Linked DNA regions of Homo sapiens: all the other regions are linked to region 2. A link is a loop called in an ENCODE intact Hi-C map of the cell type or tissue named here. Cell type or tissue: endothelial cell of umbilical vein. All regions are shown on one strand. Region 1 overlaps LOC105370816 (a long non-coding RNA gene). Region 2 holds the start of LOC124903494 (a long non-coding RNA gene). Region 3 overlaps TMOD2 (tropomodulin 2).

Evidence for each region. Peaks named below come from ENCODE experiments on the same cell type or tissue, not always from the same donor. Only the 100,000 strongest peaks of a DNase experiment are listed, where the experiment ranks them.
Region 1: a loop joins it to region 2, with 4 times the contacts of the local background. A loop is called at or near these places in 3 of 110 quality-filtered maps.
Region 3: it touches region 2 in a loop (32-fold over the local background); 8 of 110 quality-filtered maps call a loop at or near these places.

The regions. Positions count from the first base shown.
Region 1 is chr15:51,646,928-51,654,927 of GRCh38, reverse strand. LOC105370816 (a long non-coding RNA gene) reads left to right here. Exons shown (of 5, transcript XR_932236.3): 2 at 1,360-1,520. Among named protein-coding and RNA genes, the nearest start is that of DMXL2, 28 kb to the right of the region's middle. RefSeq lists a cis regulatory region at 2,242-2,822. In endothelial cell of umbilical vein, a CTCF peak has its summit at 4,827 (motif pointing left); a DNase peak (open chromatin) is centred at 4,807; H3K27me3 peaks cover 656 bases.
Region 2 is chr15:52,074,920-52,082,919 of GRCh38, reverse strand. The region is part of intron 1 of LOC112268150 (a long non-coding RNA gene); the gene reads left to right. LOC124903494 (a long non-coding RNA gene) reads right to left here and starts at 2,163. Exons shown (of 2, transcript XR_007064637.1): 1 at 1,952-2,163. RefSeq lists an enhancer at 5,679-5,758. In endothelial cell of umbilical vein, a CTCF peak has its summit at 3,854 (motif pointing right); a DNase peak (open chromatin) is centred at 3,849.
Region 3 is chr15:51,778,074-51,786,073 of GRCh38, reverse strand. TMOD2 (tropomodulin 2) reads right to left here. Exons shown (of 10, transcript NM_014548.4): 6 at 4,900-5,030; 7 at 3,246-3,353. Among named protein-coding and RNA genes, the nearest start is that of TMOD2, 30 kb to the right of the region's middle. In endothelial cell of umbilical vein, a CTCF peak has its summit at 3,539; no DNase peak of the experiment used is centred here; H3K27me3 peaks cover 300 bases.

The DNA of each region.
Region 1 (8,000 bases), 430 kb after region 2:
ATCCCAGCTACTTGGGAGGCTGAGGCAGGGGAATCACTTAAACCCAGGAGGCTGAGGTTGCAGTGAGCCGAGAGAGTGCCAGGGCATTCCAGCCTGGGCGATAGAGTGAGGCTCTGTCTCAAAACAAAACAAAACAGAACAAAACAAAAACCCAAAACCAACCAACCAAACAAAAAAAATTCAAATGTCCAGGGATATATCTAACAAAATGTGCAAGATCCTTATGCTGAAACTGTAACATCGCTGAAATTTTAAGAGACTTTAATAAATGGAGAGAAAGGGAATGTTCATATATTGGAAGGCTCAACATTGTTAAGATTTCCATTCTCCCCACATTGACCTATGGATTTCACACAGCCCTAATCAAAATCCCCGCAAGGTCTTTTGAAGAAATTGACAAGCTGATTCTTAAATTTGCATACGAAAATGCAAAGGAATTGAAGAGCCAAAACCATTTTGAAAAAGAATAGAGTTGGATTTCTTATACCACTTGAGTCTGAAAGTTACTGTGAGTTACATATGTAAAGTTATGTAATCAACTAGATGAATATCAATGGAGCAGAATAAAGAATCTAGCAATAGGCTCAAGGTGCCAAGTCCATTCAATAGAGAAGGAAAGTCATTTTTGTTTGTTTGTTTGTTTTTTCAAGACGGAGTCTCACTCCGTCACCCAGGCTGGAGTGCAATGGTGCAATCTCAGCTCACTGCATCCTCCACCTCCTGGGTTCAAGTGATTCTCCTGCCTCGGCCTCCCCAGTAGCCGGGACTACAGGCGCTCGCTGCTACGTCCGGCTAATTTTTTGTATTTTAGTAGAGACAGGGTTTCACTGTGTTGCCCAGGCTGGTTGCAAACTCCTGAGTTCAGGCAGTCCACCCCCATTGGCCTCCCAAAGTGCTGGAATTACAGGTGTGAGCCACCGCACCTGGCCAGGAAAGTCATTTTAACAAATGGCACTGAAGATTTAATTTTTTGATACTGAATATAAACAAATTTTGATAGTCACTCATTCCATATACAAAAAATAGTTCAAGATGGATAATAGGCCACATAGCAAAGGCTGAAATCATAAAGCTTTTAGAATTTCACTATTCCTGTAGTAGCTGCTAGCCACATGTGGGCTGTGGAGCACTTGAAATGTGATTAATCCAAATTGAGATGGGCTGAATTTCAAAGACTCGGTGTGAAAGAAAAACTATGCAAAAATCTGATTAATCATTTTTTGCATTGATTACATATTGAAATGATAATATGTTGGAAACACTTGGTTTAATTAAAGTCAATTTCAGTCTTTTTTTTTTTGCTTTTTTTAAATAATGGGGCTACTACCACATTTTAAATTATGTATGTTGAATCTATAGGCAATGACACTCCAACAGCAATGAGCATGTCTAATGCAGAAATCTTGGTTTCTAACACCATCCTTCAATAAAAGGAATCAAGGATCCTTGGAGAAGCAGGTGATTGTAAGACGGGCAGAAGATATACAAGACGACCCTGCAGCATCTTGTAGTGCCTGAAAGTAAGAAAGTGTTCAAAACAAATCTACATTGATGGAGGCATGAAAGCCAACTGAAAGAGCTCCCAATGGTCAAAACTGGAAAGATTCGAGGGAGAAATGACTGCCATAAGATAACCAGCAGTGTTTGCCACACCGGGTAATAACGTGGATTATGTTTCAGATGGAACTTCTTTCACCTGCCCTCCCCTGGCCACTTGCTATCTGAGCATTTATTGAGCACCCATTTTGTGTTAGTGCTGAGAATATGATGTTGAACAAAATATGGTCCTTGACCTCAGGAGTCATGGTGCTCTCATTAGGTGGTCTGGTGGAGAGAGGTGTTGCTAACGTAAGGAGGCAGGAAAAATTCAAGAAGTGAGGGAGTTAGGGGTAAGTATGTCCAAGGCAGTGAAAAAGGGATTATTTAGGTATTAATGAGGCTTTAGGGCCTTCAAAATCAGGAACCGAATCACCTTTCCTCAGCATGTATATATATGTATATATATACATATATATATACACACATATATATATATTCCCCAGCATGTATATATGTGTGTGTGTATATATATATACGTGTATATATATATATATATATACGTATATATATATATGATAGTCCTGAGGTGGTAATGATACTGATGGGCTGGGGTAGGTCCACAAACACTAGTGGGACCTTGACCTCAACCGGTATCCAGGCTCTTGACACCATCACAAGAAGAAATTCAGGGATGAGTCAGAAAATAGTGAAAAGATGAAGATTTATTGCAAAGCGAAAAGTACACACTCAAGAAAGGGGAGTGCAGGTGTACTCAAGAGAGTTGCACACAAGGTTTTCGGGTACTATCTTTATGGGTTTCTGTAACCAAGGGGTGACATATTCATGAAGATTCCTGGAAAAAGGTGAAGATTTCTCAAAACTGTGGTGCCACCCACTTTTGCACTAAATAATGGGTGTTCCTGGAAGTGTCATGGTGCTGGTGGGCATGTGATTACGTTAATGAGCATATAATGAGGTTCTAGGAGAAACCTACGTCAAATCCAGTGACATGTTGGGTTCAGTCAGTCTTAGCCATCTTGGTCCACACCCTGTTTCTCAGGGTCTTATCAGCCCATAGCCTCTGCAGCTATTTCAACAGTTGCCTTTTGCTAGTCATATGAAATTGTTGCCTGGAATTTTCTAATCTCCTACGGCCACCTTATATTATTCCTCTCTCAGTAGTATAACTCTGACTATAAAATTAAGATCTAATCATCTACAGCACTCATAGACATTATCTTTAAACTAATTCCACAGGCAAAAGGCTAATTACAGGGTTTTTGTAGCCTTTTGTTGGTATATAGAACTCTATATGCTGTATGTTTTTATGGAGGCTGCCTGGAATTTGCTGTATTGTTTCTGAGGCTGTCCTTTACACTTCAAAAATTTCTTATGAGCATTTATGTCAAGATTAAGGAAGCCAAGGTAATAGAAATAGGCCAACACTTGGTGAATTATTGGAAAGTTTATATAGGCAGCTACATACATAAGATTAGCCATCCTTGGAAGATTGAACTCATTTCATTTACTCTCTCCCCAATAATAATGAAGATTCTACAATGGAAACAGGAGTAAATATGTAATGTATTTTTTATTGATATTAAAATACATGAGATAATATTATTTGTATTTCCAGACTTGAGGCCATCCTCTGTATCTCCACCCCTGACCACTCCCTTGACCACATACATATCCAGTTACCTAGAGCACTGGATGACCGGCAAGCATCTCAAGTCTCAAATGCAACTACTCAAGCTCCTTCCTCCCTCACTCATGCTGCATCTCAAGAAGATGTAAGCCAATTATCCAGAGGCACTGAGGGTCCTATGCGACTGCACCATCATATCCCACAACCTGCTATTCACTGTTATTCTGCTTGTCCAGTCCATCTCCCTCCTCTCAATCTCCCCTCTGCCCTAGTTCAGGCTGCCATCATTTATTCGTTTATTTGTTCAGTAAGTATTTCTTGAGTACATATCATGTGCCATTCATATTCTGTGCCTCAAATAGAATAAGCAGTGAACAAAACACTCAGTGAACGTCACTGAACAAAACTGACACAAAACCTGCCTTCACAGAGTTTGCATTCAGGTGGAAAGGGAAATAAAACAGATAAGCAAAATACACATTGCTAGAAAGTTATGGGTGTATAGGAGAAAAAATAAAGCAGAGAAGAAGGACATGACATTTAGAGGTGGGGTTGAAAGGTCTCAATAAGGAGGTGACTTTTGTGTAGACTTGAGAAGGAAATGAGGGGGCTAGCGTTGTGGATATCTGGGGCAAAGCCTCCAGAGGAAAGAGTATGGTAAAAGTCCCTGGAGTGAGATTATGCCTGGCCTGTTCTAGGCATGGCAAAGGGGCCAGTGGGAATGGAGTAAAGTGAGCAAGGAGGAAAGGAGTAGAGAGGGATGGAGTGAAGTCAGAGAGCTAATAAAGACAAGATGCCGTAGGTCATTTTCTCAGTGAATGGGAAGCAAAGCCATCAACTGAGAATTGAAGTGATGTTCCTGTAAACAATTTAGTACCTTTGCCTTTTTTGTTTGTTTGTTTTGTTTTTCTTGGTACCTTTGCATTTTGAGGCACATTTTTATACCTATTTGTTGGAGATTCACCTAGGGATAGAAATGTGGGGTTGTATAGGATGTAAATGGAATCAAATAGATTTTTTAGGATTAAATTTTTTCTGATTTTAAAAGTAGGAAATACAAAAGTGTTTAAAGAAGTAAATATCACCTGTGACCACCTCTCCCAGAAATAAGTATATTTTATAAGTATACTTTAATATATTTTATTTAAGTATATTAATTTTTCAATGTGATTAATGCCAAAAGGAGAGTATAAGCCAATTTTATGTATAGCTTGATTACAATTATAAAAATGTGCTTAGAGAAAAAAGGATCAGAAAGGAGCATAACAATATGCTAACGGGTTATGTTAGTAAAAATATATGTGACTTCCTTTCTCTATTTCTAAAAATGTCTGCAATCTTATAATATTCTTAATGAGAAAAATTAATTTTACAAGCTTTTTAAAAATAGCTTTTTTTTTTTTTGTTTTTAAACAAAGATATTTGTTTTGGCAGTCCTCAAAGGAAACTTCTAGAATTACTATACAACTGTATTGACCTAGCGTTTGCCAGAATAATTCTTTTTTTCATTCATTGTGACATGGTACACCACTTTATAGGACTGGATTTGCATAGAAAATACTATTGAAATAACAGAAGGTACCTATTACTGCCTGTATATTCTGCCAACGTTTAGGAAATACTGCCACCAGGTGGATGGTAGGAATTTAGCTTTTGTCCCTTGATTTCATGTATCCTTCCTGTTGCCTTAATTCTGTACAGAAAGTAAGAACAGACAAAACTGACTCTCTGTGTGTGTGTATGTGTGTGTGTGTGTTTAAACACTGGGGGCTTTGGTTGAACCAGGAGGGTAAGCTCAGACAGTTGCTTATGTATGTGTGAACCAAGGAGGAAAGATGAAATCCCAACTAAGAGGACAGCTGAAGTGGAAATCTTGGACAGACTGGATTTCACATCCAGCACACTGAGTAATGCATGCTGATTCTAATTTTAGGGTCTATCCTAAAGAAATAATTATGGATACTTTAAGATTTAACACTGATGCTGCAAAGACTTAACATTGGTGTTTATTGCAGTGTTTATTTTTACTAAGTAAAACAAGAATCTAAATATCTTGCGATTGAGGATTAATTGAATAAATAATGATACGTCTCTGCAATTAACCACTCTTTGACCATTAAAATGAGGTTTAAAAGTATGTAATGACAATGAATGATGTTTATGATATACTTTTGAGTGAAAAATGGAGATAACAAAGTAGTATATGCCACACACAGCTAAAAAACTATAAGGGTATACATAAAAATATTAGCAATAACAATAGTAATTAACATATATTCAGTGCTTACTATGTGCCAGAGAAATTAAAATACCTATCTTGGACCTGCCTTGTCCTCCCTTCTCTAATTTAGTCCTTCTAGTGCTTCTCACTGCTTTTATATCAGTTTCTATTGGGCTCTAGACCCTTTGGAAAATCTTGTAGAGCATATGGGCCCCAGAGAGACATTTAAAAACACATAATATGAAATACAAAGCATTAAACAGGAAATCAATTACATTGGAATACAGTTATTAAAATATCAAAAAATCAAATTTGTGATATAGTTTTATATATACACATACATCTTTTTTTATTATTATACTTTAAGTTCTAGGGTAGATGTGCACAACGTGCAGGTTTGTTTACATGTGCCATGTTGGTTTGCTGCACCCATCAACTCATCATTTACATTAGGTATTTCTCCTAATGCTGTCCCTCCCCCAGCCCCCCATCCCCCAACAGGCCCCAGTGTGTGATGTTCCCCACCCTGTGTCCAAGTGTTCTTATTGTTCAGTTCCCACCTATGAGTGAGAACATGCAACGTTTGGTTTTCTGTCTTTGTGATAGTTTGCTGGGAATGATGGTTTCCAGCTTCATCCATGTCCCTGCAAAGGACATGAACTCGTCCTTTTTTATAGCTGCATAGTATTCCATGGTGTATATGTGCCACATTTTTCTTAATCCAGCCTATCATTGATGGACATTTGGGTTAGTTCCAAGTTTTTGCTATTGTGAATAGTGCCGCAATAAACATACGTGTGCATGTGTCTTTATAGTAGCATGATTTATAATCCTATAGGTATATACCTATACCTATAGGTATAGGTATTGGTATAGGTATTGGTATAGGTATAGGTACAGGTATACCTATACCAATCCCAGTAATGGGATTGCTGGGTCAAATGGTATTTGTAGTTCTAGATCCTTCAGGAATTGCCACACTGTCTTCCACAATGGTTGAACTAATTTATACTCCCACAAACAGTGTAAAAGTGTTCCTATTTCTCCACATCCTCTCCAGCATCTGTTGTTTCCTGACTTTTTAATGATCGCCATTCTAACTGGCATGAGATGGTATCTCATTGTGGTTTTGATTTGCATTTCTCTGATGACCAGTGATGATGAGCATTTTTCCATGTGTCTGTTGGCTGCATAAATGTCTTCTTTTGAGAAGTGTCTGTTCATACCCTTTGCCCACTTTTTGATGGGGTTGTTTGTTTTCTTCTTGTAAATTTGTTTAAGTTCTTTGTAGATTCTGGATATTAGCTCTTTGTCAGATGGTAGATTGCAAAAATTTTCTCCCATTCTGTAGGTTGCCTGTTCACTCTGAATACACATACATACTTCTTTATTAATTCATTTAATAACAAGCTATAGTACAAGGTCTAATAATTTCTGAATAGATCTATTCATAAATGATATTTTAAGATAATTACAATAATCATTATCTATAAAAAAGTGTGCAGAGGCTCACGCCTGTAATCCCAACACTTTGGGAGGCCGAAGCAGGCAGTTCCCTTAAGGTCAGGAGTTTGAGACCAGCCTGTCCAACATGGTAAAACCCCGTCTCTACTAAAAATACAAAAAAATTAGGCGGGCGTAGTGGCGGGCGCCTGTAATCCCAGCTATTCTGGAGGCTGAGGCATAAGAATCGCTTGAACCCAGGAGGCAGAGGTTGCAGTGAGCTGAGATCACGCCACTGCACTCCAGCCTGGGCGATAGAGCAAGACTCCATCTCAAAAAAAAAAAAAAAGTGATATTCATTGGTGACAAAGTCACAGGTACTGCTAAATACAATTGTGTTTTGTTGTCTATATTTATGACTGAAATGTTAAATTGCAGCTGATGCTTAGAGAAAATAGATGTATTTTTTTCCCCATCCAGCCATGTTCCAGCCAGCTGTCACACTATGTCATTCCTTTTTCAAACCCCTTAAATGGCTTTCTGTGTCACTTAAGTCAAAATCCTTACCCCAAGCAGATCTGGTCTGAAGTTCCCTTTCTGATTTCACTTCCTGCCATTTCCTACTAGTCTCACCCTCTCTCCCTGCCATCCAGCCACACTGGCTTCCTTCCAGTTCGTTGATCACAAGCCAACCACAGGCCTGACTCAGGGCCTTTACTCTTGCCATTATCTATTCCAGGGCGTTTTCCCCTTAGATAATGGTAGGGCTTGCTCCCTTATATCAGGGGTCAACAATCATTTTGCATAAAGAGCCAGATGGTAAATATTTTAGGCTTTGTGGGCCATATGGTCTCAAATCTGCTGTGATAATGCAAGAGCAGCCATGGAGAATAAGTAAATAAATGAGTGCGGATGTGTCCCAATAAAACTTTATTTTTGGATGCTGAAATTTGAATTGCATATAATTTTCCCATGTCAAAAAGTATTATTCTCTAAAAAATTTTTTTGTTAACTATTTTAAAAATATAAAAACCATTCTTAGCTCTCGAGCCACACAAAAACAGGTGTGCAGTCAAATTTGGCCCACTGTTCATAGTTTGCTGAACCCTGCCTTACATCGTTCAGGTCTTTGTTCAAATGTCATCTGTT
Region 2 (8,000 bases):
GAGAAGTTGGGTATTCTGTGGTTTGACAACTCTCACAAGTGCAGTCTTTACCACAGCTATTTATATTTTTAAAGCTGCTTTCCAGTAACTGAGCAAACCCTCAAGGTTGGCAATTGTCCTGGGAGGCCTGCAACTACCAAGACCCTTCTGCCGAGGCTCACAGCTGGCTCCACCAGGAGGTGGGAGGTGTGGTGAGCTGGATTTTTAAAAGGGGCCAAAAGATAGTAAAAAGCAATGTAGTGAGGGAGGGAGGGAGTACCCCATAGGCTGAATACAGCCTGGTTACCTGACACAGTCTGGGCCACAGCCTGGGACATGCCAGGCATCTGTGCTGCCTGATGAGGGGCACTCAGACACAGCCCTGCTCTCCCAACACAACCTGCTGCTGGGAGCTGCAGAGATGAGAAGCAGCTCTCAAACAAATTCTAAGTAACTCTGGCTCTCTTTTTGTGTGGGATAGGTAATGCACCCTAGGCTGTTGCTTGCAGTGAGGTAGAGCGCTAAGCAGTCCCCAGGAGCCCTGGATATGCAGCGGCAGAAAGGCTGCCTTTGCCTCTAGACTCACAGTGTTGGTCTTCTGGGAACCCAGCATGCTTGGCTTGCTGCTTTTCTGCTCCTAAAGGAGAGAACAATGGAGAACAGAGGCACCTGGGCATCTCAAGATGGCCGGTATGTTTCCTCCTTTGAGCAGAATTTAAATTCTCTCTCAACCTGAACTCTTCATCTGTTGAAGCCAGAGATTCCAATTACTTATTCATTTATACTTATGTAGAATTGGGTCCCTGTAATTTTTTTTTTTTTTTTTTTTTTACAACTCAGTCTTTTTTTTTTGAGATGGAGTTTTGCTCTTGTTGCCCAGGCTGGAGTGCAATGGCTCAATCTCGGCTCACCGCATCCTCCGCTTCCCAGGTTCAAGCGATTCTCCTGCCTCAGCTTCCAGAGTAGCTGGGATTACAGGCATGTACCACCATGCCTGGCTAATTTTGTATTTTTATTAGAGATGGGGTTTCTTCATGTTGTTCAGGCTGGTCTCGAACTCCAGCCTCAGGTGATCCACCCGCCTCGGCTTCCCAAAGTGCTGGGATTACAGGCATGAGCCACCGCGCGCAGCCAACTCAGTCTTCTTTATATCCAAGTTTCTCAAATTCCCAGCTTATATAACAGCATATCTTTAAAATATATTTAAAATACAGGCCGGGGGCAGTGGCTCATGCCTGTAATTCCAGCACCTGGGGTGGCCAAGGTGGGCGGATCACTTGAGGTCAGGAGTTCGAGACCAGCCTGGGCAAAATGGCAAAATCCCATCTCTACTAAAAATACAAAAAGTAGCCGGGCATGGTGGTGGATGCCTGTAATCCCAGCTACTCTGGAGGCTGAGGCAGGAGAATTGCTTGAACCTGGCAGGCAGAGGTTGCAGTGAGCCAGATTGTACCACTGCACTCCAGCCTGGGTGACAGAGCAAGACTCTGTCTAAATTTAAATATATATATGTATATATATTTAAATATTTATAATAGGCTGTATAAATGACTCAATACTTCATGTCGCCATCTAAAATTACCATTATGATTCTACACCTCTGCTGGAGGGAATGGAAATTGGTATAGTCACTTTTTCTTTTAATATTTTTAGACTTTTTTTATGAACAATTTCAAAAATGCAAATTTAGAGAAAATAACATAGTGACTCCCTCACATACCCATCACCCAGCTTAAATCATCATCAACTAACAGCCAATCTTGTTACATGTCTACCCACACTCACTCCCCATCTCTTCCTATGAGCAAAGCTCAGCCTCTCCAGGCAAGTGCCTGAGTCCTCTGATATGAGCACAGTGGTCTTCAATATGTTCCTCGCTTTCTGGTATGACAGGATGTTCCAGGTTCATCCCGTACCTTTGCTGCCCCAGACTAGAATGAGCTGTTTCCTTTCCGTGGAGAATAGTACTTACAGAACATAATCTGGGTTCCTGGGGTGCTATTCTTCCTAGGATGGTCACTGTTGCTAGGTTACGATGCCCACTTTGGAGTTCTTCTCAGGGTCTGTTAGACACTTAGACTCGCATGACTACAGCATGACATGCTTGGCACTAACTATTTATTTTGAGATGGAGTTTTGTTCTTGTTGCCCAGGCTGGAGTGCAATGGTGAATCTCGGCTCACTGCAAACTTCACCTCCCGTATTTGAGAGATTCTCTTGCCTCAGCCTCCCGAACATCTGGGATTACAGGAGTCCGCCACCACACCCGGCTGATTTTTTGTATTTTTAGTAGAGACAGGGTTTCATCATGTTGGCCAGGCTGATCTCGAACTCCTGATCTCAGGTGATCTACCCGCCTCAGCCTCCCAAAATGCTGGGATTATAGGCGTGAGCCACCGTGCCTGGTCTAACTTAATTTAGAATAAGGATGCAAAGGCATGAAACAGCACTCCAACTGCATGATGGCAGGTGTCTCTCTAGCTCCTTTTCCTCAAGTAGGGTTGCCAGATAAAATACAGGATACCCAGGTAAACTGAAATGTCACATACATAGCAAATTAAAGCCTTATTCCAATGAGAAACTGATATTTCTAGTAAGAGTCTCATGGGAATAGCTTCCTTGTCTCCTCAAGGGGCGTGCCGAGCTCCAAGAGTCAAGATTCAGAACTCCAGAGCCACAGCTTCCCACCAGGTACTTATGATTCATTCACGGCCCTCGCTGTCCAGATGAAGTGGATCATTTTTACCACAAGCATTGTTGCTTGGTAACACAGCCAACGTTCCACCTTTATCAGGTTTCCAGGAGAACAGAGCTAGAAAGAAAATGCCAAGAGAATGAGAAATGAAGTTTTAAGATTAATTATTAGAGGGACTATTTTTTTAATGAGAAATGAGGATTTTTTTTTTTTGCCCTCTACATATATAGGCCTTTTTACTGGTCAGAGCTAGGAATGTAGAGAGATAGTTGGTAGGTAGGTAGATAAATGATGGATATTGAGATTAATAATATGCAAAATTATAATCAGCCTAGATGACTTACAAGAGGTGAATGGTAAAATAAATCATGATATAACAAAAGGGTGGAATATTATATGCTCTTGTTGATTACATAGGTTTACAAATAATTTTTAAAGATGAAAAACAGCAGATTTATATAATCTTAAGTCATCTTCTCACAAATGCTTATTTAGTACCTACTGTGTGCTTCGAGCTATTCTAGGCATTTGGGGTGCATCATTGAACAAAACTGACAAGGATTCTGCCTTCTTGGTGCTTATATTGAGGGGCGATTGAGAGATGCACAGTAAACATGATACATAAGGAAACTGTATAGAGGGGAAAGGTGGTAAGTGTTGAAGAAAACAAAAGTAGAACAGGATAGGGAAGCTGGGGTGCCAAGGTGTTGGGGGAGGGCAGGCTTCAAGGCTTCAGGCTGAGTAAGGCGGGGGGTGTTCAAGGCCAGAGGGCTCAGCCACGGTCTGGAGGAGGCATGGCCTCAGCCGCCAAATTTATATTTTAACTTCTATGTTATGTATACCCATACGTAGATTTTTTACATATTTCATATATTTTCATAGAAAAGGGACTAGATAAAACACCAAAATGTCAACAGTGGCTGTCTGTGGAAGGTAGGGTTGTGGTAATTTTTTTTAATGGGATCTTTTTTATAATTTGCCTCACTTGCTAAATTTTATGACATGAATAGGCACAGTTTTATTATCAGTAATAAAGCACATGCATTATTACGTGTTTTTAAAAGCAGAGCGAATCTACTCTCTAATCTTAGGAAGAGTTTTCTGTCAGGGGCAACGTGTGGTTTGCAGGCAAGGAGCGGCACTTGACCTCTCTGAGGAGAAGGCGTTCTTCCACAAGGGGGCGCCTGGCTTTAGGGCAAGGAGGAGACTGAGCTCTGATTTTGGGAGTGGGGTTTTAGGGGAGGAGTGTGCCATGGGTACATCTTGGGTGTAGCTCCACCAGTGCGCCTAAGAACCACACTCAAAGTGGTTTGAAAGCTTTTGGCCCTCTAATGCCTGCCTCTTTGGTCACTGATAACATACAAGTCGATGTTCCCTGAACTCAGCCGGTAGAGTATAGGAGGTTTGCACTCCGTAAATGCAAGGAGGAAGAGTGTTCTCCTCGTCCTTGCAGGGAGTTCACATCCAACCAGAGAGACCAGACTCAGGGTTACCCATGTACGGTGCAAAGACCTGTGGGGCAAGGGAAGACCCCAGGGAGACCAATACATGCAGAAGCAAATGTGAGTCGGTGAGAGGTCCTCAGATGCTTGGAAGATGAGTGCATGCAGAGGGAAGGGACCTGGGGCAGGAGAGCAGATAGAGGTGGAGAGATGCCAAGGCCGGTTGTGTGGGGAGACATAGATAGTGCTGGGAAAAGCAATCAACCTGATGACACTGGGGATTTTGCAACCTAATGACCCCAAGGACTAAATTGCCAGGAATTGCACTCCTGGCCCAGGTCTCTTAGCAAACCTGACCTATGTGAACCCAAAGAGGAGTCCGTGGCTCACAGCCAGTTTGGCTTGCAAGTTTTCTGGTCTGAGGGAAGCTGGATGCATCCCCCACCTCCACTAACAAGGCTTGCTTCACTGCGTGCCTGGGAAAACCGGGGGACAGGCCCTGGCCAGAGGACTGCGAAACAAAGCTGGATAAGACATACCCCCAAGGGAAAATGTACCTTGTACCAACACAAGGTGCTATGGGGAGAGAGAAGAGAACCACCCAACCCAATCTGAGAGGTCAGGGAGGGCTTCCTGGAGGACATGGCACTTGAGCTAATCAGGAAGGACATTTGAGAGTTTTCAGAGAGGAAAGGGTTCCATGCAGAGGGGACACTACGGTAGCAAGAGAGAATGGGCCATCTATCCATGCAAGTAGCTCAGTATGTCTGGAGCCTGGGGTGAGTGTGTGGAAGTGATAAGAGATGATGCCGGGTCAGGCGCGGTGGCTCACACCTGTAATCTCAGCACTTTGGGAGGCCGAGGTGGGTGGATCACAAGGTCAGGAGATGGAGACCATCCTGGCTAACATGGTGAAACCCTGTCTCTACTAAAAATGGAAAAAATTAGCCGGGCGTGATGGCAGGTGCCTATAGTCCCAGCTACTCAGGAGTCTGAGGCAGGAGAATGGCGTGAACCCGGGAGGCGGAGCTGGCAGTGAGCTGAGACGGCGCCACTGCACTCCAGCCTGGGTGACAGAGCAAGACTCTGTCTCAAAAAAAAAAAGAAAAAAAAAAGATGATGCCAGAACGAAGGATACTCTATCTGAAAGGCACTGGGGAGTCTTAAAGGATGTTAAATAGTGGAGTTACCTGATCATGGACACGGAAGTTTGCTAAAGTCACCAATGATCTTTCTGTTGCCAAGTCCATTGTGTATCTTTTAGTCAGCTTCATATGTGAATTCTCTCAGCAGCATTTGATCCTGCTGGCCTCCCCCTCCAGGCTGAAGCACTTTTGTCTCTTGACTTCTGAGTCCTGTTCTCCTGATTTTCTGTCTACTTCTTTCATCACTTCTTCTTGGCTTCCCTTGCTGACTGTGCCTCCTGTCTCTGGCCTCTGACTGTTAGTGTCCTACAGGGGTCAGTCCTGGTTCCTTCTCACCATTCACTCTTGTTCTCAACCACCTCATTTCTTCCCATAGCTTCACATGCATCTATTACATGTGATCGTATCAGGGGAAGGGGAATACAGAATCAAGCTTGAAGGCCCTGTCTCCTGGGTGTCATGGCTGAGTGAGACATGTTCAGACTGAATCGTGAGCAGTTGTGGGATGAGTCAGGATGAGTTGTTCAGGGATAAGCAGAAACATGTATTAGAGGCTGACAAGTTGCTGATTAGTATAGTTGGTGCCCTGGATCTGAAAGAAAGCAGCATCCAGGACTCGCTGTTCCCAAGGGTAGAGGGGAGGGGTGGACACTGTAATATACATTAAAAAGCCAAGTCCAAGGTCTGAGAAGAACACGAAAGCAGGGAGGGGCAGGGAAGATGGGCAGGCGTGGCAGGGCAAGCGGACTCCAAAGTCCAGAGAGACACCAGAGTCAGGGACCCAGGACCACTGGATCCAGGGGATAGATTGAGGAGTGACTGCTAGTGGGGACAGGGTTTCTTTTAGGGGATATGAAAGTTTTCTGAGATCAGAGTGTGGTGATGGTTGCACAATCTTGTTAATATAGTAAAAAGCATGTCACTGTATACTTTAAGGGCAAATTGTATGGTATATGCATTATATCAAAATTAAGCTGCTAAATACATTTGAGGTGGGCCAGGCACAGTGGCTCATGCCTGTAATCCTAGCACTTTGGGAGGCCAAGGTGGGTGGATCACTTGAGGCCAGGAGTTTGAGACTAGGCTGGCCAACATGGTGAAACCGCATCTCTACCACGAATACAAAAATTAACCAGGTATGGTGGCACATGCCTGTAATCCCAGCTACTTGGAAGGCTGAGGCAGAAGAATCACTTGAACCCGGGAGGCAGAGGTTGCCATGAGCTGAGATCGTGGCACTGTACTCCAGCCTGGGTGACAGAGCCAGCCTCTGTCTCAAAAATAAATAATCTGAAGTGGATTACAGATATAAATCTACAACATTAAATATAGAAGACTAGTTCAATAATTTTGGTATGGGGAAGGCCATCCCAAGTATGGCTATATAAAAGACAATATTAACAGATTGAGCTACATTGAAACAAACAAAAAAAACTTTGTGAAAGACACAAGAAAAAATATTTATCATGGACTTTTGCAACCTGTGTGACATATTTAGAGAGGGTTCTTTAGAATCATTATGAGGCCGGGTGCGGTGGTTCAGCCTGTAATCCCAGCACTTTGGGAGGCCGAGGTGGGCAGATCACGAGGTCAGGAGTTCGAGACCAGCCTGGCCAACTAACATGGTGAAACCGTGTCTCTACTAAAACTACAAAAATTAGCCAGGCGTGGTGGTGTGTGCCTGCAGTCCCAGCTACTCGGGAGGCTGAGGCAGGAGAATCGCTTGCAGTGAGTCAAGATCGCGCCACTGCACTCCAGCCTGGGCGATAGAGTGAGACTCCATCTGGGGGGAAAATACATATATAAATATATATATATAATATAAATATATGTATATATAAAAATATATATATAATATAAATATATGTATATATAAAAAATATATATATATATTTAAAATATGAACTCCCTGATAATATGCAGCACTGGCCAGAGTGGGGAAAAGTGGGTACTTGGGTGGAGAAACAGACTGTGGATATAAATTGGTCCAGCCATTTAGAGGACAATTTGGTATCCAGGAGTGAAATGCACAACATTTCCGACGGGTGTGACACAGCCTGGGTCAGAAGCACCAGCTGACAATAACCCATCTGCTGCACTGGGGCAGACAGGCTAAAAGCCTGTGGGAGATCCACTGAAATGTTCAGCATAAACCAACTCTGTTCCAGAGTTTCTGCTTCTAAAAGCATATCCTCAGAAATGGCTCAAAGACACACAAAGAATGTTTATTACAGTGTTGCTTGTGATAGTAAACAATGTCCGCTCATAGGAAATTGGTTCTACAAATGATGATGCATCCTCATAATTACATACTCTACAGGCATTAGAAACAACAAAGTCAATTACTACCAACATAGAAAGATGCTTGAAATGTATTGTGAGAAAAGAAAGTTGCAGAACAGTAAGCAGAATAACCCAATTATAAGTACATATATGTTTGTATATACATTTGAAAAATTCTGGATAAATGTATAATAAACTATTAACGTTGGTTACCTGTGGAGATAGGGATATTTGGAGGGGAGAGAATATAGAGGGAGGGAAAAGAGGAAATTATTTTATGCATCTTTGAATGATTTTTACCTTTTGTATATGAAAAAATAAAGCAATTAGCTTGGAAGGAGTGGAGGGGAAGAGGAAAGACCCAAAATATTAATAGTAATTAACAGTGATCATACCCAGGTAATGGGATTCTGGGGAATTTTTCCCACTTCCTTACCTGCATTTTCTAGTTTCTCA
Region 3 (8,000 bases), 300 kb after region 2:
CTATCCATATAAATGAATATATATATGTATATATACGTATATCTTCCTGTGGTCCCTCTATTTTTTATAGACTATACTATGACTATACCAAATAAATTAAAAATGTTTAAATTAAATGTTAAATTTAAAATGTTTTAGTGATAAATAATAGTTGTACATATTTTTGGGGGTGTATGTAATATTTTGATACCTTTATACAATGTGTTTGCAGTGATCAAATTGGAGTAATTGGAATAGCCATCACCTCAAAGGCTTATCTTTGTGTTGGGAACATTACAATTCTTCTCTTCTAGCTATTTTGAAATTTATAATAAATTATTGAATACAAGAACTTATTCCTTCTAACTAACTGTATTTTTGTACCTCTTAACCAACTTCTCTTTGTCCCTACTCCCTTCCCTTCCCAGGCTTTAGTAACCACCATTCTACTCTTTACCTCCATGAGAACCACTTTTTTTTTAGCTCCTACATGTAAGTGAGAACATGCTATATTTATTTTTTTTTGCTTGGCTTGTTTCACTTAACACAATGACCTCCAGTCCCATCCATGGTGCTGAAAATGACAGGATTTCATTCTTTTTTATGGCTGAATAATATTTCAGTGTGCATATATATACCACATTTTCTTCATCCATTCATCTTTTTTTTTTTTTTTTTTTTTTGAGACAGAGTCTCACTCTGTTGCCCAGGCTGGAGTGCAGTGGCGCCATCTCTGCTCACTGCAAGCTCCACCTCCTGGGTTCACGCCATTCTCCTGCCTCAGTCTCCCGAGTAGCTGGGACTACAGGCGCCCGCCACCGCGCCCGGCTAATTTTTTGTATTTTTAGTAGAGACGGGGTTTCACCTTGTTAGCCAGGATGGTCTCGATCTCCTGACCTCATGATCCACCCGCCTCGGCCTCCCAAAGTGCTGGGATTACAGGCGTGAGCCACCGCGCCCGGCCCAAATAAAGTATTCTTTAAAAAGCAAGTTACAAAAGGTCAAATTTGCCTGAAAAGTGTTACCCAAAAAATCCAGCTCCTAGTGTAGTGCTTTTCACATGACAAGCATTCAACACATAGTTGTTGCATTAAAAACAGCATCAAAGTGATTATTATATTTGGAATTTATTTAATCCACTTAGTAAGTTATTTATTTGGTCTAGAATAGGAGTTAGATTATTTACCAGTAGTGTTGAGAGTTGATTGTGAACTAACCCCAGCCCTGCAATTTTACTCGAAATAATATATGAAACAGAAGTGACAAATCATTTCTTTATCCCTTTATTCATTTACATACAAAGTATATTGTGAATATTTTTGCTTTACTGAAAAAAATCTACTAAAAGGCAGAAATAGTACAAAATCATACAGAGATAAGAATCCTTAAACTGCTCATTTCACCTTACCAATTATCTAGTTCTGCCATCTTTCTATTTTAATGATAGGTTTCAAATTCAAAACTGCTTTCAAGCTACGAATTTAGAAATGTAATAACTGCTGGTAAAAACATTGATTTTTGTAGCCTGGTTCCTCTTTTACATGAGTGCTTATTTCAAGTTTGCTGTGATCACCATAGAAATATTCTCTATTGCTAGAGGTTGGAGGTTATGATCATTCATTTATTTAACAAGTACTTGTCAAACATCTATTCTGTGCCAGGACCATGATAGGTAGTCATTACTTTCATGTCATCTGTTTTAAATGCTATTTTAGATCTTCCAAAAGACATGTTACTTTAAATCAAACCATCAAGTCCAGACAACTTGCGTTTTTCTAACTCGATTCAAGGGCTGAGCATTAAATGCCATAGAACAACAGGCTGATGCCCAGGCTTTTGATAAGTGACATATTTTAGCAAATGTATGACAGCCAGGCATTGTGTGTAAATCTAGCATAGCTTGATGGTTAAGCTTCCTGGCTGTAGAACCAGAAAGACTTGGTAGTGAATTCTGGCTTTGCCATTTACTGGTTGTATTACCTTGGATAGCTTACTTAACCTCTCTGAAGCTGTTTTCTCATTTGTTAAAGTTGGAACTAATAATAGTATATACCTCATAGTATTACAGTGACAAATGGATGAGATGCTGCATGGAAAGCACGAAGATCAGTGCTGGCATTTACTAATTCCTCAATAAAGTAGCTATAAATAGGAGGAGTTACTAATTGGCTATTGATAGGAAGAATAAAAATCATGATAGTGATGGTATAAGTATTTACCTGGGACAAGGGGCTTCCTTATTTGGCTAAATTATCTAAAATGCATAGGAAGAATAGAACTTTTAGTTGGCTATTTTTCTTTTATCTATCTATCTATCTATCTATCTATCTATCTATCTATCTATCTATCATCTCGTTCTATTGCCCAGACTGGAGTGCAGAGGTGCAATCATAGCTCACTGCAGCCTAGAACTCCTGGGCTCATGCAATTGTCTCACCTCAGCCTCCTAAGTCGCTGGGACCAGAGGTGTACGTTACCACACCTGGCTGGCTATTTTTTTCACATTCTGGTGTCAAACACAGAATGTTTCCTGATTTTGTTGTCTAAGATATTTTAGACACATATTAATCCATTTCAAAGATTAAAATATACTTTAATTTTTCTTTTTTTTTTTTGAGACAGAGTCTCCCTGTCGCCCAGGCTACAGTGCAGTGGCATGATCTCGGCTCACTGCAACCTCCGCCTCCCGGGTTCAAGTGATTCTTCTGCCTCAGTCTCCTAAGTAGCTGGGACTACAGGCGCGTGCCACCATGCCCAGCTAGTTCTTGTATTTTTAGTAGAGATGGGGTTTCACCATATTGGCCAGGCTGGTCTCGAACTCCCGACCTCATGATCCACCCACCTCAGCCTCTCAAAGTGCTGGGATTACAGGCATGAGCTACCGCGCCCAGCTACTTCAATATTTCTATAGATGCCTAATTCCTGAAGGGCTTTAGGGTCATGATATCCAATGACTGTAGATGTGAAAGTTTTAGAAAATGTATCCTAAGCACAGAGCAAACTCTAAATATTCAGTTAGTTAAATGCCAAACTTATCTTGTTTCTTTCTCTGAAAACTGTAATGCTGACAAAATTCCAGATAACTTAAAGCATCTGACAGTTCAGTTCTGAAGTTTAACTATTGCATTGTAACTATAATTTTGCTCACTAACTGTGTAGAAGGTAAGTTTTCCAGATCTAAAAAATTGTTAGCTAATGAAACAAAGTAAATAGAGTTTCCAGTGAATTAAATAACTTCATGTTATATTTCTAAGAATTTTACTCACAATGGCCACAGGGTCATTGCTGCGAGTTGCGGCCAGGCTGAACTTCTTCACGTGAGTGTTGGTCTCCAGAGCCTTTGCAAATTCCCTCAGGGTTGGAATTGGAATGTTCTAAGACAGAGAGGACATGGCTAGTTGATGAACCATTGTATGGCACACTCTTGCCAAGGTAAGAACCCACAACCTTTAAATACCAGGTATGTGTAGATAAATACACGATATCCCTTCTAAATGAGGGTCATTACCTAGCCTTCAGCAACCAAGCTATCCTGAGCTAACAGCACCACTTAGTGTCCAATAGGGGAATCTAAACTACCACTATGGTACCTCTGAGTGTCGTCTTTCTGTTTTCCCTAACCAAGAAAGTATGCAGATACTATACTTCCCTCTTTTTATTTTTCACTCTGTATTCTAGCCAGACTGACGTATTTGCCACTGTTTTAATATACCAAAGTCGTTCTCTTTTTCAGACCTTTATATATGCTTTCCCCTTAGCCTGGAAATTCCTTTTGTCCTTTTCTCTTTCAAGACTCAGATGTAATATCATCTCCTTTGTTTACTGGATCTCCTAGGTAGCATTAAAATTTTTCTTTCTTGCAATTCAATGATATTTGGTGGCTCACCACATCATGTTATAATTATCTGTTTAGTGTTTTTCTCCTAATATAATTGTTTTCAGAGTAAAGACTGAATAAATCTTATTTATCTTTGTAGTCCTTTTTCTAGATCATTTAGCACAGTAATGACCACTGGGGAAGGAGACAATGTGGGGTGCAGTTAGAAGTGGAGAAGAGTCCTGGCTGCACTACAGACTAACTCTATGACGTTAACAACTCTTTAAGTCCAACTAATAATTAAATGAGATAATAAATTCCAAGTATTTAGTAAAGGACATGGCACATAGTAAGTACTCAATAAAAGTTGGTTATTATTAAATGCTAAGAATTGGCCCCAAAAGAATAAACAAAAGAGACTTCAGGTAATGTTTACACACACACACACACACACTCTCTCTCTCTCTCTCTCTCCTACTCTTTCCCTTTGAGAGTGGCATGACTTATTATCAAATTGAATAAAGTGGAAGTGACAACATGTGACTTCAGAAACCAGGTCATAACAGGTATTGTGGCTTCCTGCTTTCTCATCTCTCTGTCTTGGATCACTCGCTCTGGGGAGCCACATGGTGAGAAATGGAGGCCTCCTGCCAACAGCCGCATGAATCTGCCATCTTGGAACTGGATCCTCCTGCCCCAGGCAAGCCTGGTACTGCAGCCCTGGATGACAACTTCACTACCATCTCATTTGAGACCCTGAGCCACACTATCCAGCTAGCCACTACCAGATTCCTGACACTGAAAAATTGTGTGTGAAATAATAAATGTCTGTTGTTTGAAGCCTCTAAGTTTTGGAGTAATTTGTTACTCAGCAATAGATATAACTAATGTACTATGCTTAACTCAGGTATGGTGATTCTTTTCAAATAATTATAGAAATCACTGTTTTCCAAAACCCACTTCTTTTGAATAGGATACCTTGACTCCAACTCAGTGACTACAAAGAACTGCAAACAGGTGTGAAAACAAGCAATAGGTCATCTCTGGTAAGTTTTCTGACCTCATGATAAATTAACTGACTGATGATAATCACAATGAAATACCTTAATGTTGTTGAGGTTGACTTCTTGCAAGCTAGGATCATTGGCTTTCATCTGCTGCAGGCTTATTTCCACATTTGTGGGATTTGGTGGTTCCTCAAATACTGGCTTTACTTTTTCACCTTTGACAACATCTAAAACACAAGTTTTCATTTTAAAAAATGCAAAGTCTCTCCTATCAAAATCAGTGGTGACTTCCCAAAAAATGACATTTCTTTCATATGCTGATTCCAATAACACTTTAATAGCAATGACAGTAGGTGTATTCTCAGCTAAGCAAGCATGGGAGTGGTATAGCTATGAGTCACAGCTTGGAAGGCTGGTGTTTCTCAACTGCAATGAGAATTCCCTGGGGCTAACACTGCATGGACCCAAAGTTCAGGAGACCCTGCAGCAAACTCCAACTTTCAAAATATCCATGGGCCGTTATTGCTGCTCCATATGGACATCTGTCAGACTATACTAACTAGACTACAGGATCTGAGATACAAATCAGACACCACAATAAGTCTTCATTTCCCAAACTTTAATACCCCTCTGGCCTCTTGATTATACCCTACCCTCCTCTGAGTTCTATTCTGGAGCTTTAGTTTTAAGGAAGGTATGGGGAGAGAAAGGGATAAAAAAGAAGAATGGAAGAATTCTCAAAAATAGTTAACAGAGATACAAAGGATTAATATCCCAATATACACAGAGCTCCTACAAATCAATAAGGTGACCCAATTAAAAATGAACCAATAATACGCTCAGAAGAATCTGTCACTCAACCAAAAAATATAAAAAGTAACTAAGCTCCAAAATAAAGAAATGAGATACCATTTCATTAGCAAACAAGTGTGAAACGAGGTAACATTTGGAGTTGGCAACAATGTGGAGAAAAAAGCATCTTCGTACTCCTCTATAAGTGGGAATGTGATCTGATGCAAATGTTTTGGGAGAGTAATTTGGCATTATCTATTGCAATTTAAGATGTGCATGTTCTATGACCCAGCAATTCTATATCTAGAAGTCTTACCTACAAAAATAGCACAGATACATAAAGATATATATTCAAGGGTGTTCCCTGTTCCCTGAAATATTACTTGTGACAGCAAAACATGATAAACAAAATGTCCACCAATATGAAAATGGGTAAATAAAGTATAGCATCATCACGTAACAACTTATTGTCTATTCGTTAAAAGAATCTATTCAGGAGCCAGGCATGGTGGCTCACACCTATAATCCCAGCACTTTGGGGGACTGAAGCAAGAGAGTTTCTTGAGGCAGGGAGTTTGAGACCAGGCTGGGCAACACAGTGAGACCCAGCCTCTACAATAAATTTTAAAAATTAGCCAGGTGTAATGGTTCATGCCTGTAGTCCTAGCTGCTCAGGGGACTGAGGTGGGAGAATCCCTTGATCCCAGGAGTTTGAGGCTGCAGTGAGCCTTGGTAGTGACACTGGATTTCAGCCTGGGCAACAGAATGAGACCCTGTCTCAAAAAAAAAAAAGTATCTTCATTATCTATCCATTAAAAAAGTTATCTACTCATTTTGGGAGGCCGAGGTGGGCAGATCACAAGGTCAGGAGATCGAGACCATCCTGGCTAACAGGATGAAATCCCGTCTCTACTAAAAACACACAAAAAAATTAGCCGGGCGTGGTGGTGGGTGCCTGTAGTCCCAGCTGCTGGGGAGGCTGAGGCAGAAGAATGGCATGAACCCGGGAGGCAGAGCTTGCAGTGAGCTGAGATCGTGCCACTGCACTCCAGCCTGGGCAACAGAGCGAGACTCTGTCTCAAAAAAAAAAAAAGTTATCTACTCATTAAAAGAATGAAGGAAACCTGTAAGTACTGATAAGAGGCCACAATTAGAAGACAAGTTAATATTTGTATGTGTACGTATAAACGTCCAGAAGGTTATGCACCAGATTGTTAATAGGAAACATTGTCAGAACGTTACCCTTTGATGCTGAAGCTAAAAAGGATGAGCATTTTTTATCCATATGCATAACAAGAAAGGCCAGACTAAGCAACATAGCAAGATCCTGTCTCTACAAAATAAAAATAAAAATAATTAACTGAGTGTGGTGGCATGCACCTGTAGTCCCAGCTACTCAGAAGGCTGAGTGGAAGGATTGCTTGAGTCCAGGAGCTGGAGGCTGCAATAAGTTATGATTGCACCATTGCACTCCAGCCTGGGCAACAGAGCAAGCCTCTATCTCAAAAAAATAAAAGGAATATTGCTCATTGTGTGTCTAAATTACCACTATAAATAATATTTCATATATATGCTACTGAGATTAGAAAGCATCTCCCAAGTCTCTATTAAAGTGAATAAAATAAAATTAACCTAAGAAAAGCTGTAATCCTAAAAATTAGTTGGGTGTGGTGGCACATGCCTGTAGTCCCAGCTACTCAAGAGGCTGAGGCAGGAGAATCGCTTGAACCCAGGAGGTGGAGGTTGCAGTGAGCCGAGATTGTGCCACTGCACTCCAGCCTGGGTGACAGAGCAAGACTCTGTCTCAAGAAAAAAAAAAAAAAAAAAAAAAAAAAGCTGTAATTTTCTATGAGTTTTCAAAGCACATGGATCACACTGTACTGACATGATCTGGTTATTGGTCCTTCCTTACCCTGGACAGATAAATTCCCTTGGGCAGGGACCATTTTCTTTCTTTCTTTTTTTTTTTTTAATTTTTAATTTTTTATTATTATTATACTTTAAGTTTTAGGGTACATGTGCACATTGTGCAAGTTAGTTACATATGTATACATGTGTCATGCTGGTGTGCTGCACCCATTAACTCGTCATTTAGCATTAGGTATATCGCCTAATGCTATCCCTCCCCCCTCCCCCCACCCCACAACAGTCCCCAGAGTGTGATGTTCCCCTTCCTGTGTCCATGTGTTCTCATTGTTCAATTCCCATCTATGAGTGAGAAGATGCGGTGTTGGTTTTTTGTCCTTGAGATAGTTTACTGAGAATGATGATTTCCAGTTTCATCCATGTCCCTACAAAGGACATTAACTCATCATTTTTTATGGCTGCATAGTATTCCATGGTGTATATGTGCCACATTTTCTTAATCCAGTCTATCATTGTTGGACATTTGGCTTGGTTCCAAG